Linked DNA regions of Homo sapiens: region 2 is linked to region 1. Evidence: chromatin contacts called from ENCODE Hi-C or POLR2A ChIA-PET data. All regions are on one chromosome and are shown on one strand. Each heading gives the region's core, a stretch centred on a gene start or an enhancer-like site at or near the end of the contact. The rest is flanking DNA. Distances are from core to core; before and after follow the strand shown. Region 1 has its middle 97 kb from the start of SCARB1. Region 2 has its middle 79 kb from the start of NCOR2.

Region 1 (5,836 bases), core at 1,531-4,030:
TCGCACAAACTACCCTACCACTCAATGAACAAGCACCTGGCCTGTTGGGCCTATTTACACTGCCTGCCCAGTTCTGTAAGCATTTGAACTTGCCTCCACTGATCCACATGCATCCCTCCATTTAAAAAAACTAGTTTTACACAATGTACGATAACCACACTACTCCCATGTGCAAGAACGCTCATGATGTGTTTGACAGTGGCACCTGCTGGTGATGTGTGGTATTACAGCTCAGCTCCACTAGACCTTGTAAATACTTAGCTAAACTGGGTCGTGGATGTTAGGGTTTGTTCCAAGAGTGCTTTATGACACATTTGAAAATCTTCCCAAACTATTTTCAACTGAAAGTGCATAAAATGTTTTTCTTAATGATCCTCATGAGAATCTGAAATTGATGGGGCAGGAATTAGAATTCCTGTTGGACAGAAGTGGACACAGGCACAGAGGGGTCAAAGTGACTTGCCTGAGGGACACAGTGAATCCAATCTTCTTCAGCACACAGCTCTAGCTTCCAAACCCTGCCATCTGCCTAATCTCCAAGGCTGACATCATGAAGGAAACTATGTCCTTCCCTCAAACAGCTGTTACTGCCACAGACAGAGAGACCACAGGGCCAAGCACACCACAGTGCATGACCAGAGATGCCAGTGTTTAATCTCAGAGTCCCTGTTCCCTGAAATGGAAGAAATTCCTGTGGCCCAGAAAAGAACAGATGAGGCTGGTCATAGAAGCAGAGGGAAAATCCCAGAGACCAGAAGGGTGTTGCACAGTTCTGAGAAACCACTGCAGGCCCAACCACAAGCCTCAGGCTTAATACCTTCCATGCCAAGTTGTTCCAGTCCATCTGCAGAGATGTTTTCCCAGGGGAGTGGAAGTCCCATTTTGCAATGGAAGCTGAGGAGGTAAGTGAGATCTGGTTTGCAGAAACATGTGCATCATGGCCAATGTTGCTCAAACATCTGTTCCTGAAAGGGGGAAGAAAAAAAAAAGCTCCCTCTTAAAAGCCTCCCTCTGCCTCAGTCGAGGACTTCTAAATGCTATGAAGTTTGCTAGGGCTAAGGCTTCATGGCAAACGTGTTGTGAAATCTGGAAACACTCATGACTCCAGAGATATTTGGCCTTTATGCTCAGACCCTCCATCCAGCCTAGCTCCCAAGACTTCAGAGAGGAAAGTCAGAGAAACAGCCCCCACCAGGGCAGTGCACCTTATTCTTCCCTCAGCCAAACCTCCAGGCTTCTCCCTCCCAGTTCTCCTGCCCTCTCTTTCCTGTTTTGTTGTGGGTTTCGGAGATCCAAGCACTATTTTTAGACATGTTTATTCTTACTCCTCTTCTTCCCCTCCCATTCTTGACCTCTCTGGAATGAGCCTGGATGCTCCCCTGCCAGGGGCTTTTCTGGAGTGATTGGACACATGCTTGGTATGCGGGGGGCCTCTTTCTAGATGGAGCTGGGACTGGATTTGGGGGAAATGAGCCTTGCAACCTCCTTTCCTCTCCCAGGCTCCTCAGAAGCTCTAGAGCCAGGACCTGTGTGCATTCATTGCCTTTGCCTGGAAATTATGTTTCTTGAAGCTGGGTTCCCAAGTTGAGTTTCACTTGGGATAAGGGATAAGATAAAGTGGGATGCCTCAGCCAGCACCCACAGCAAGCTCTGGTTCCCAGTCAATGAGGAGGTATGCAGAGTAGCTGATAAGCATGTATGCCCCCCAACCAGTGGCCAATATTCATATCCAGACTCCGATCCTTTCCAGCCATAAGACCTTGGACAATGACCTCGCCTCTCTGTGCCTCAGTTTCCTCATCTGTAAAATGAAGATGATGATGATAACAGCACTCGCCTGGGTTATGATGAAAACTAAGTGAGCATATGCCAAGGGTTTAAAATAGTGCACGGCACTCAGAAAGATTCAATGAATGCTAGCAACAGTCTGTTCCAGGAGAGCAAGCCAGGATGCCAGAGCTGAGCTTGCCTGACTGGGCTGGGAGTGGCCGGCATTGAGATTTTCTTTTTTTTTCTTTTCTTTTCTTTTTTTTGAGACAGAGTCTCACTCTGTCGCACAGGCTGGAGTGCAGTGGCACAATCTCAGCTCACTGCAACCTCCACCTCCCGGGTTCCAGTGATTCTCCTGCCTCAGCCTACCCAGTATCTGGGATTACAGGTGCTCACCACCATGCCCAGCTAATTTTTGTATTTTTAGTAGAGACAAGGTTTCACCATGTTGGCCAGGCTGGTCTTGAACCCCTGGCCTCAGGTGATCTGCCCACCCCGGCCTCCCAAAGTGCCGGGATTAGGGGTGTGAGCCACCGCGCCTGGCCCAGTGTTGAGATTTTATATCTTCTGGGCATCTGAGGTTTGGATCAGGATTGCCCATCCCTGGGAGACCACAGCCAGCCATTTGGCCTGGACTCTGAGTTCACAAAAACACCACAAATCAGATTTTGGAGAAGATCTTGAATGTACTGTCCTAGAGCCCCACACCACCAAGATTAAAAGAACTGTGATAATTTCCCCTTTCTAAATCCTGCCCTCTCTGGACATGGTTCATTAAGAATTTTGCAAGCCTTGTAACTTCACAAAAATATATTGCATGACTATTTCATGTATGGAAGCTGTTAAATTTTTACATGTAAACATACAAGAGAACATAGTTCTTGCAGCCTTAGTTCATCAGTTTTTCATTTTTTATCTTTGCTATGTCCAGAGCCTCAAACAACAGACGTTTCCCAGCCCCTGGGACCGCCAGAGAGACCCGGGCTGCTGGGGCCTCCCTGAATCTGGGGCCGCCCTGAAGGCTGGACCCACAGCGCCCCCTGGCGGCCACAATCCGCACGTGCAGCCTCTGGCAGGCCCTGGGCAGGTCTGCAGAACTCCCCTCCCGCAACCACATCCCCAGCCTCGCTACACCCCAGATCATTTATTCATTAACTCAGCAAAGACTGATTTGCATGCATGCCCATGGACCACGAACCCCACAGAACTCGGTGCCTGCCTTCAGCAGCGTAAAGTCTAAAGAGGGAGACAGCGCGACCAATTGCTCACACACACAAAAAAGATCCACCTTGCAAATATAGCCTCACCCCTCAGCCTCCGTCTTCCCATCTGTGAAATGGTCCCCTCAAGTCTCCCTGCTGTACAGGTCACTGGATAGCTCCATGAAACATGTGCTCCCCTGAGCATCAAAAGGGGCTGCTGTTATTTGTGCTGTTGCTACGTTGGGATTCCTGGTGGTGCTTTCTCTCTCTGGCCTCTCACATTCCAGATGCCCTGGGGGTGGGTGGACCGGGATAGGGGATGAATCCGGTGTGGGTGACACAACAACCTCAGTGTCCTGACTCCTCCCTCTGCAGCCCCCACAGGGAGTTCACAGCCATTCAATCCATGCTGAGCTAAGCCCGGGTCTGCACTGGGGGATCGGGGCCCTACTTGCTCCCAGCCCCACCTTCCTGCCTCCCTCCTCAGTTAGTGGCACCTCCCTCTGGCTCACACTTGTAATCTCAGCACTTTGGGAGGCAGAGGTGGGCCGATCGCTTGAGGCCAGGAGTTCGAGACCACCCTGGGCAACATAGTGTGACTCTCTTTCTAAAATAATAATAATAATAATAATAATAATAATAATAATAATTTAAAAATTAGCCAGGTGTCCTGGCATGTGCCTGTAGACCCAGCTACTCGGGAGGCTGAGGCAGGAGGATTACTTGAGCCCAGGAGGTCGAGGCTGCAGTGAGCTATGATCGCACGACTGCACTCAAGCCTGGGTGACAGAGACCCTGTCTCAAAAACAAATGAAAATGGCCTGGCGCGGTGGCTCATGCCTGTAATCCCAACACTTTGAGAGGCCGAGGCAGGCAGATCACAAGGTCAGGAGTTCGAGACCAGCCTGGCCAACATGGTGAAATCCCGTCTCTACTAAAAATACAAAAATCAGCCATGCATGATGGCGGGCGCCTGTGATCCCAGCTACTTGTGAGGCTGAGACAGGAGAATCGCTTGAACCCAGGAGGTGGAAGTTGCAGTAAGTAGAGATTGCACCACTGCACTCCAGCCTGGGCGACAGAGCGAGACTCTGTCTCAAAAAAGAAAACAAACAACAAACAAGCAAACAAAAACAAATGAAAACTAACAAACAAAAAGCAGCCCCTCCCTCCCCCTGGCCGTCAGGCTCAGACACTTGAGAGTCTCACTGGACGCGTCCTCACCCCTCCCTTCCCACATCCAGTTTAGCACCATGTTCTATGAGCTCCAGCCCCTAAAAATACACCCCGCATCTGTCCCTTCTTCATCCACTGCTCCGCCCTGGCCCAGGCCACCACCACCACCACCACCACCATCTGTCACCAGGAGGAGGGCCACTGCCTCCAGCCAGACCTCCAGCATCCACGCCTGCCCCCGCAGCCTCTCCCACAGCAGAAACAGCAAACGCAGCCCTCCCTGATGGAAAAATCTCCAGTGGTTTCCCACTGTACTTAAAATCCTAACTGCGAGGCCCCCCAGCTCTCCACCTCCATCTCCCTCCAACCCCCTCCCACTGTGATCGTGTAAAATATTTATTTGGTCTTCTGCCTTAAAATCCTTGGAATCTCCAAAGTGTTTAGTTTGCCAATGACTCACTGGTGGCCAGCAGCCCCTAGGCAGCTTCAGGATGGGGACTGGTCTCAGGAAAAACCAAGTCAGCGCTACAGGACTGGGACTTTCAGCCCAGTCCCCAACCTCCAGCAGTGAGGGGAGAGAGGCTGAAGGTCAAACTGATCACCAATGGCCTGTGGTTTAATCAATCATGCCCATGTATACAAAAACCATATACATATAGAGAAAGAATGAATAAGACCTACTATTTGATCCCACAACAGGGTGACTATAGTCAAGAATAACTTGATTGTATATTTTTAAATAACTGAAGGAGTGTAACTGGATTGTTTGTAACACAAAGGCTAAATGCTTGAAGGGGTGGATACGCCCTTCCCATGATGTGATTACGTCACATTGCATGCCTGTGTCAACACATCTCATGCACCCCACAACTGTATACACTTACTATGAACCTACAAAAATTAAACATTTAAAAATTTAAAATGATATAATTTTAAAAATTACGCCCACCTAATGAAGCCTCCATAAAAACTCAAGAGGACAGAGTTTTTGAGCATGGGAAGGCTCCTGGAGGGTGGTGTCCTGGAGAGCATGGCAGCTCCATGCCCCTTCCCCATGCCCTTTCCCCGTGCCCCTCCCCCATGCCTCTCCCTAGCATCTCTTCATCTGTATCCTTCTAACATCCTTTATAATAAATAAGCTCAGTGCTTCCCTGAGCCCTGTGAGCCGTTCTAACAAATTAATTGAACCCAAAGACAGGGTCGTGGGAACCCCAATTCACAGCTGGTCTGTGAGAAGCACAGGTGACACATCCCAGGGCTTGAGAGGGGCATCGGGAGTAAGGGGCCGCCCTGGGGTCTGAACCCTCGACCTGTGGGGTCTGACACTGCCTCCAGGTAGACAGCGGCAGAATTGAGTTGAATCAGAGGGCCCCCAGCTGGCATCCGCTGCAGAATTAGGTGTTCATTTGATCTGCTGTGGGGGGAGCCCCCCATATTTGGTCACAGAAGTCTTCTGTGTTGATTGTTGTGGGGTGAACAGAGGAGGAAAAGCAGTTTGCGTTTCTCCCACTCAGTCCCACTCTCTGGGCTCCAGCCACAGCGCACCGTTTCTGTTCTGCGTGTTGCTACCCCAGGCCCTTTGCACATGTACTTCCCGGTTCCTGGAGTGCTCTTCTCCAGATTCCCATGAAGCCTTCAGGAGTTGGCACTTCTCAGAGGAAACTTCCGGAAATGTGCTCTCATCTAAG
Region 2 (5,836 bases), core at 1,919-4,418, 120 kb before region 1:
CTCTGCCATTTTGGACATCCGTGCAATATTAGGTACTAAAACTGAAGATCATCCTATCCCGTGAGCCAGCAATCCCACTCCTTGCCATATATTCCCCAGAGAAATGAAATCATATGCCCACATCAAGATGAATTCTCATGGCCGCTTTATCCATAGCAGCCAGGAACTGGAAAAAGAATAAAAAGACCAACAACCCACGGATGTCCATCCACAGGTGAAAAGATGAACAAATCACAGGACAGCCGTAAGATGGAGCCTCGGCAATTAAAGGAAACACAGGACTGATACACACACGTGTGTGGATCTCATGCGAACAAAAAGCCAGACGTGGCGCAGTGGCTCAAGCCTGTAAGCCCAGCACTTTGAGAGGCTGAGGTAGGCCAGCACTTTGAGAGGCTGAGATAGGACGATCACTTAAGCCCAGGAGTTTGAGACCAGCCTGGACGACACAGCAAGATCCCATCTCTACAAAAAATACAAAAATTAGCCAGGCGTCATGGCACAGGCCTGTGGTCCCAGCTATTTGGGAGGCCGAGGCAGGAGGATGGCTTAAGCCCAGGAGTTCGAGACTGCAGTGAGCTGTGATTGTGCCGCTGCACTCCAGCCTGGGCAACAGAGTGAGACCCTGTATCTAAAACAAAATAAAGTAATAAAAAGAAGAATGCACCATTTGATTCCTTTTTTTTTTTTTTTTGAGATGGAGTCTCACTTTGTTGCCCAGCCTGGAGTGCAGTGGCATGATCTCAGCTCACTGCAACCTCCACGATCTCCTTCAAGTGATTCTCCTGCTTCAGCCTCCTGAGTAGCTGGGATTACAGGCATGTGTCACCACATCCAGCTAATTTTTGTATTTTTAGTAGAGATGGGGTTTCACCATGTTGGCCAGGCTGGTCTCGAACTCTTGACCTCAGGTGATCCACCTGCATTAGCCTCCCAAAGTGCTAGGATTACAGGCGTGAGCCACCGTGCCCGGCCTGATTCCATTTTTTTATTCCTAGAAGAGGCAAAACTAGTCCATAGTGTTAGGGGTGCACGCTTGGGTGGAAAACCTCTAAGGAGAGGCAGGGAAGGGGCTACCACAAGGGGCAGGGGCTTGGTTGGCCCTTGGGGAGGAGGGGAAGGGTAGCTGGGAAGGGGCACATAGGTGGGGGGTACAGGGAGGATCTCAAGAGGGCCATGTTCTACTTCTTGCCCTGGGCGCTGGGAATGGGGGCTAGCTTCATGCATATGCTTTCCACTGACACTGGTGCACTTTGCTCTGTGTGCTCTATTTTAGAAGCAGAAACCCAGGGGCTTTGGCCCTTGGCATTCATTAGGCAATTGGCCTTTTTTTTTTTTTTTTTTTTTTTTTTGAGAGAGGGTCTCACTCTGTCACCCAGGCTGGAGTGCAGTGGCACAATCTCAGCTCACTGCAACCTCCATCTCCTGGGTTCAAGCAATTCTCCTGCCTCAACCTCTCAAGTAGCTGGGATTTCAGGCATCTGCCACCACACCTGGCTAATTTTTGTATTTTTGGTAGAGATGGGGTTTCGCCATGTTGGCCAGGCTGGTCTCGAACCTCTGGCCTCAAGCAATCCACCTGCCTCAGCCTCCCAAAGTGCTGGGATTATAGGTGTGAGCCACTGCGCCCAGTTACGGAACTTTTTAACGGAGTCCTTACTATGTGCAGGTGCTGAGGCTAAGGTATTAGGGACACAGGGAGAGCAAAAAAGATATGACCTCCATCCCCAAGGGGCTCATGGACAAGCAGGACAGATGGACGTTAAACAGATAAACACACATGATTGCAGATTGCAGATTGCTTCACGACAGCTGCTCCAAGTCAGTGAGGGAGCTTTGGGACGGGCCGCACATTCTCCTTACAGGGAGATCTGTTTGAATGGGTCAAAGAGAAATAGTGGCCAATGCTTCTCTCTCCTCCCCCACGATTGTATATTCTATATACTTTTCTTAATTCCATTCTTATCAGCAGCTCTGTGAGGAAGATATTATCTCTATTCCCATTTTACAGATGGAACTGAAGCAGAGAAAGCTCACGTCGCTTGTCCAAAGTTACTCAGTTCAAGTGGCAGAGCTGGGATTTGAACCCAGGTGGTCCAGCTCCAAAAGCCCTAAGCCTGACTCTCGTCTGCCCCAGAGGGAGTGGCCTGGGGAGGCTGAAATGAATAGGATGCACAAGGCCAGTGTCATGGACTGGACGTGACCCCCAAGACGTCTAGTTGAAATCCCAGCCCCCACACGAGTGTTATTAGGATGGAGGCTTTGGGGAGGTGATTGGGTTAAAGTCATGAGGGCGGAGCCTCCGGGATGGGCTTAGTGTCCTTATAAGATCCAGCACCTCCACTCTCTCTAGGGGCACGCACTGGTGAAAGGTCGGGGGAGCACACAGGGAAAGGTGCCATTTGCAAGCCGGGAAGAGGGCCCTCACCAGAATCCAGCGTTTTTGGTATCCTGATCTCACACTTCGAGCCTCCAGAACCATGAGAAATAAACGTCTGTTGTTTGAGCCTCCCAGCTGATGGTATTTTACCATAGCAGCCCAAGCTAAGACAGCCAGGAAAGCAGGGACTAGCAGGGAACAGCACTGCCCTGGAGGGACCAGCATGTACTAAGGCCCAAGCTGCAAGCAGCGCGGTGGGGGAGGGAAGGGGCTAAAGACTGAGCACAGTGCAGGATGTGGGGCTGGGGGGGAGGGGGCGGCAGACAGGGGTCCCCACCCAGCCCCAGGGGGGCCAAATGCGGAGCTTTGAAGCTGCCCTTGATCCTAGCCCCACTGCAAGTCAGGTGTCATGAGAGTTCCTTGGCCGCTGCCGGCATGAAATGGAGTCATATGTAGTTGATTCTCACCTGCATGGAATTCTTTCCCCTTCTCCTTTAAGTCCTAAGGAACAGGCTTCAAACCACGGTGTCGTGAAAAACCTAATTGCAATCGTGCTGGCCTACGAGGCCCCCAAACCTCCTGCTTCCTAGAACATCTGTGGGTGCACACAGAGCCCTTCCTGCAACTTGCCTTGGGCGCTTCCCTAGTCTCCAGGGCCTCTGGAGGGGCCCCGCCTCCCAGAATCGGGGTGTCTACCTCGCCCACCCCAGCCGCCCGCCTGTGGAGGGAGCAGCAGCTTCACGTTCACACCCCAAACTCCACAACCCCTAATTAGACACAGGCACCGCGCGAGCGGAGATGGTGGGTGAGGTTCCTGTTTAGTGAAAGTGTCATTTCATTTCTCTCCCTGCTTTTGAAACTCGCTGCTGGTAACACAGATCGGAAAAAAGAGAACGCCCACAGAAACCCGAGCGCGGGGGCAGGGTGGGCGCGAAGCAGCGAGTACACACACATACACGCCGCGTGCTCACGTGGCTGGGCTCCCCACGCAGACACACACCGCTCCCCTGCCTGGGTGGAGAGCCGGGGCCCAGGAGCCAGACATCCCGGATTCAAATCCTGCCTCATGCAAGGGGATCGGCCACTCTTGGCCTGCAGTTCCCCAACTGTAAAGTAAGGAGGACTATTTAGAATGCCCCCCTCCCCCCAACTCTTCTACCTGGCTCTGTGTCCCCTGGGGCTGACCCACATAGGCTGCATCAACAGACTCCGACCTGCCGGCCTCTGGCTGAGGTTGACCAATGGGAATCACCGGCAGCAGATGGAGGGCAGACAGGAGGAAGTAGGGGCAGTCATCCCCCGGCTCTTGCCCACCAGGGCTGAGGTTTGGGAGTGGCTGTGTCCCTCTCCTGACATCACAGCTCCTTTGGGCAGCGCTTTTTTATTTTTCTTTTTGAGGCAGGGTGTCACTCTGTAGCCCAGGCTGGAGAGCAGTGGTGCCATCATAGCTCACTGCAGCCTCAACCTCCCAGGTTCAAGCAGCCTTCTCACCTCAGCCTCCCCAGTAGCTGGGACCACAGGTGCACGCCACCACACTTGGCTAATTTTTTGATTTTTTTGTAGAAACGGTATCTTGATATGTTTCCCAGGCTTGTCTCGAACTCCTGGGCTCAAGCGATCCTCCCACCTTGGCCTCCCAAAAGTGCTGGGATTACAGGCGTGAGCCACTGTGCCTGGCCTAGCCTGTTCTTGCAACTGCCTGTATCAGTCTTCTGTTGCTGCTGTAACAAATGGCCACAGACACAGTGGCTTCAGGACACACATTTATCATCTCCGAGCTCTGGAGGGCAGAAGCCCTACATGGGTCTCACTGGGTTAAAATCAAGGCATCAGCAGGTGTGCTCCCTCTGGAAGCTCTAGGGAAGAACCTGTTTCTTGCCTTTTCTGGCTTCTGGGGGACACCTGCCCTCCTTGGATTATGGTCCCTTCCTCTGACTTCAAGGCTGGCAGTGTAGCATCTTCAAATCTCTCTGACTCTGACCTCCTCCTTCCACTATTAAGGACCCCGGTGATGACACTGAGCCTACCTAGGTAATCCAGGATAATCTCATCTCAGGGCCAGCTGATTAGCAATCTCAATCCATCTGCCTCCCTATTTCCCCTTGCCATGTAATCTGACATAGTTGCAGGTTCCAGAAATTAGGATGCGGACATCTCTGCAGACCATTATCCTGCCTCCCACCGGACCCTCACTGGTTCTAGGCTCTATCCACTCTCCTGCTCCTTCAGGATTAGGACTACTAAGGGGGTCCCATGGTGCCACCCCCTCAGTGCCACACCCCCCCCCCCACTGTTTCCATAAATCCCACCCACCCCCCTATAATCATCCCTTCATTTCATCACCTCAATGGCCCCCATTTGAGCTGTCACCTGCAGGGACCTAATTAGTGCAGATAGTGAGATACTTGCCTTTTCCAGCTGAGGAATAAAGGACACATCACACATACCTGTCAGCCCCTCAGGCTGGTGCCTGGCACACGGCAAATGCTCAGCCACCTTTACAATCATAGTGTTTTATTTCTCTCACTAGATGCAGGCCCCCTTGTAAGTGGGAACTATGTACTGTTCTCTCATTTTTACTAGCCTTTGGCCTAGCTGCTGACAAAGAATTTCCAATCAATTTATTCATTCAACAAACATTTATCGAGCCCCAGCTAGACTCTGAGAGACAGAAATGAGATGATCTGACACCAACAACAAACAAACTTGCCCTCAGGAAGCTTCAAATCTAGTGAAGGAGACAACAGTTATACCAGTCATCATATAAACACACAATTACAAGATCACATCTCCTCCCAGATTCTCATGGAGGGCCTCCTCTGGACCAGCCAAGGCACTGGGCTTTTCAGGAGTACAGAAGTGAGGGAGGTATAATCCCTGCCCTCAAGATGTTGATAATCCCGTAAGGAAACAATTGGTGAAACAATCCTATAAGGAAACAATAAGTCCTACGCAGCCAGGACAATAGCAGCCAGCACTAGGCAGTGTCCACGGGTTTGTGCAGGCAAGCCTCACTTCAGTGAGGCAGTGGAGAGTGAACTCAGCAGGCCTGGGTTGTCCAAACCCTGCACATTCCAAAGAAAAGAATGGACCTTGATCAGCTCTGGACATAACCTTCACACCCTTGGAATATCATGCCTGATATGAGTGTCTTTGTATCTGGGCCAGGGGCCACACCACGTGGTTGATGCTAACAACCTGACTATATTGAATGCCTGTTTTCATTTGCCTGGTGCCCTGAGCCACACAGAATATTTGACCACTGTAGGGGCTGGAGAGTGAGTAACTGAGGTCAGCTACGTGGACGCTCCATGCCTATGTGCCTGACCCCCAATAAAAACCCTGGACACTGAGGCTCAGGCGAGCTTCTCTGGTTGGCAATTCTTTGTGTGTGTCATCACACAGTTTCTGGAAGAGATAAGTGCTGTTCATGCAACTCTGCTGGGAGAAGATAGC

Evidence for each region. A loop is a pair of places that touch in the nucleus more often than their neighbours do. ChIA-PET counts read pairs that join two places held with the same protein, here RNA polymerase II (POLR2A). Pooled maps may share reads with other maps.
Region 2: a pooled map shows a loop between it and region 1 (2.4-fold over the local background). The contact joins two enhancer-like sites. A Hi-C loop is called at or near these places in 7 of 168 maps with a recorded cell type or tissue (IMR-90, dorsolateral prefrontal cortex, endothelial cell of hepatic sinusoid and 3 more) and 14 of 50 pooled maps. POLR2A ChIA-PET finds 5 or more read pairs at or near these places in 4 of 52 experiments (AG04450, MCF 10A, Panc1 and 1 more).

What each region holds. Positions count from the first base shown.
Region 1 is chr12:124,764,356-124,770,191 of GRCh38, forward strand. No RefSeq gene overlaps it. Among named protein-coding and RNA genes, the nearest start is that of SCARB1, 97 kb to the right of the region's middle. Within about 2 kb of position 2,781, at least 14 of the 41 ENCODE cell types and tissues checked have a DNase peak (open chromatin) inside an H3K27ac peak, as active enhancers do.
Region 2 is chr12:124,643,428-124,649,263 of GRCh38, forward strand. No RefSeq gene overlaps it. Among named protein-coding and RNA genes, the nearest start is that of NCOR2, 79 kb to the left of the region's middle. RefSeq lists an enhancer at 2,668-3,277. Within about 2 kb of position 3,169, at least 3 of the 41 ENCODE cell types and tissues checked have a DNase peak (open chromatin) inside an H3K27ac peak, as active enhancers do.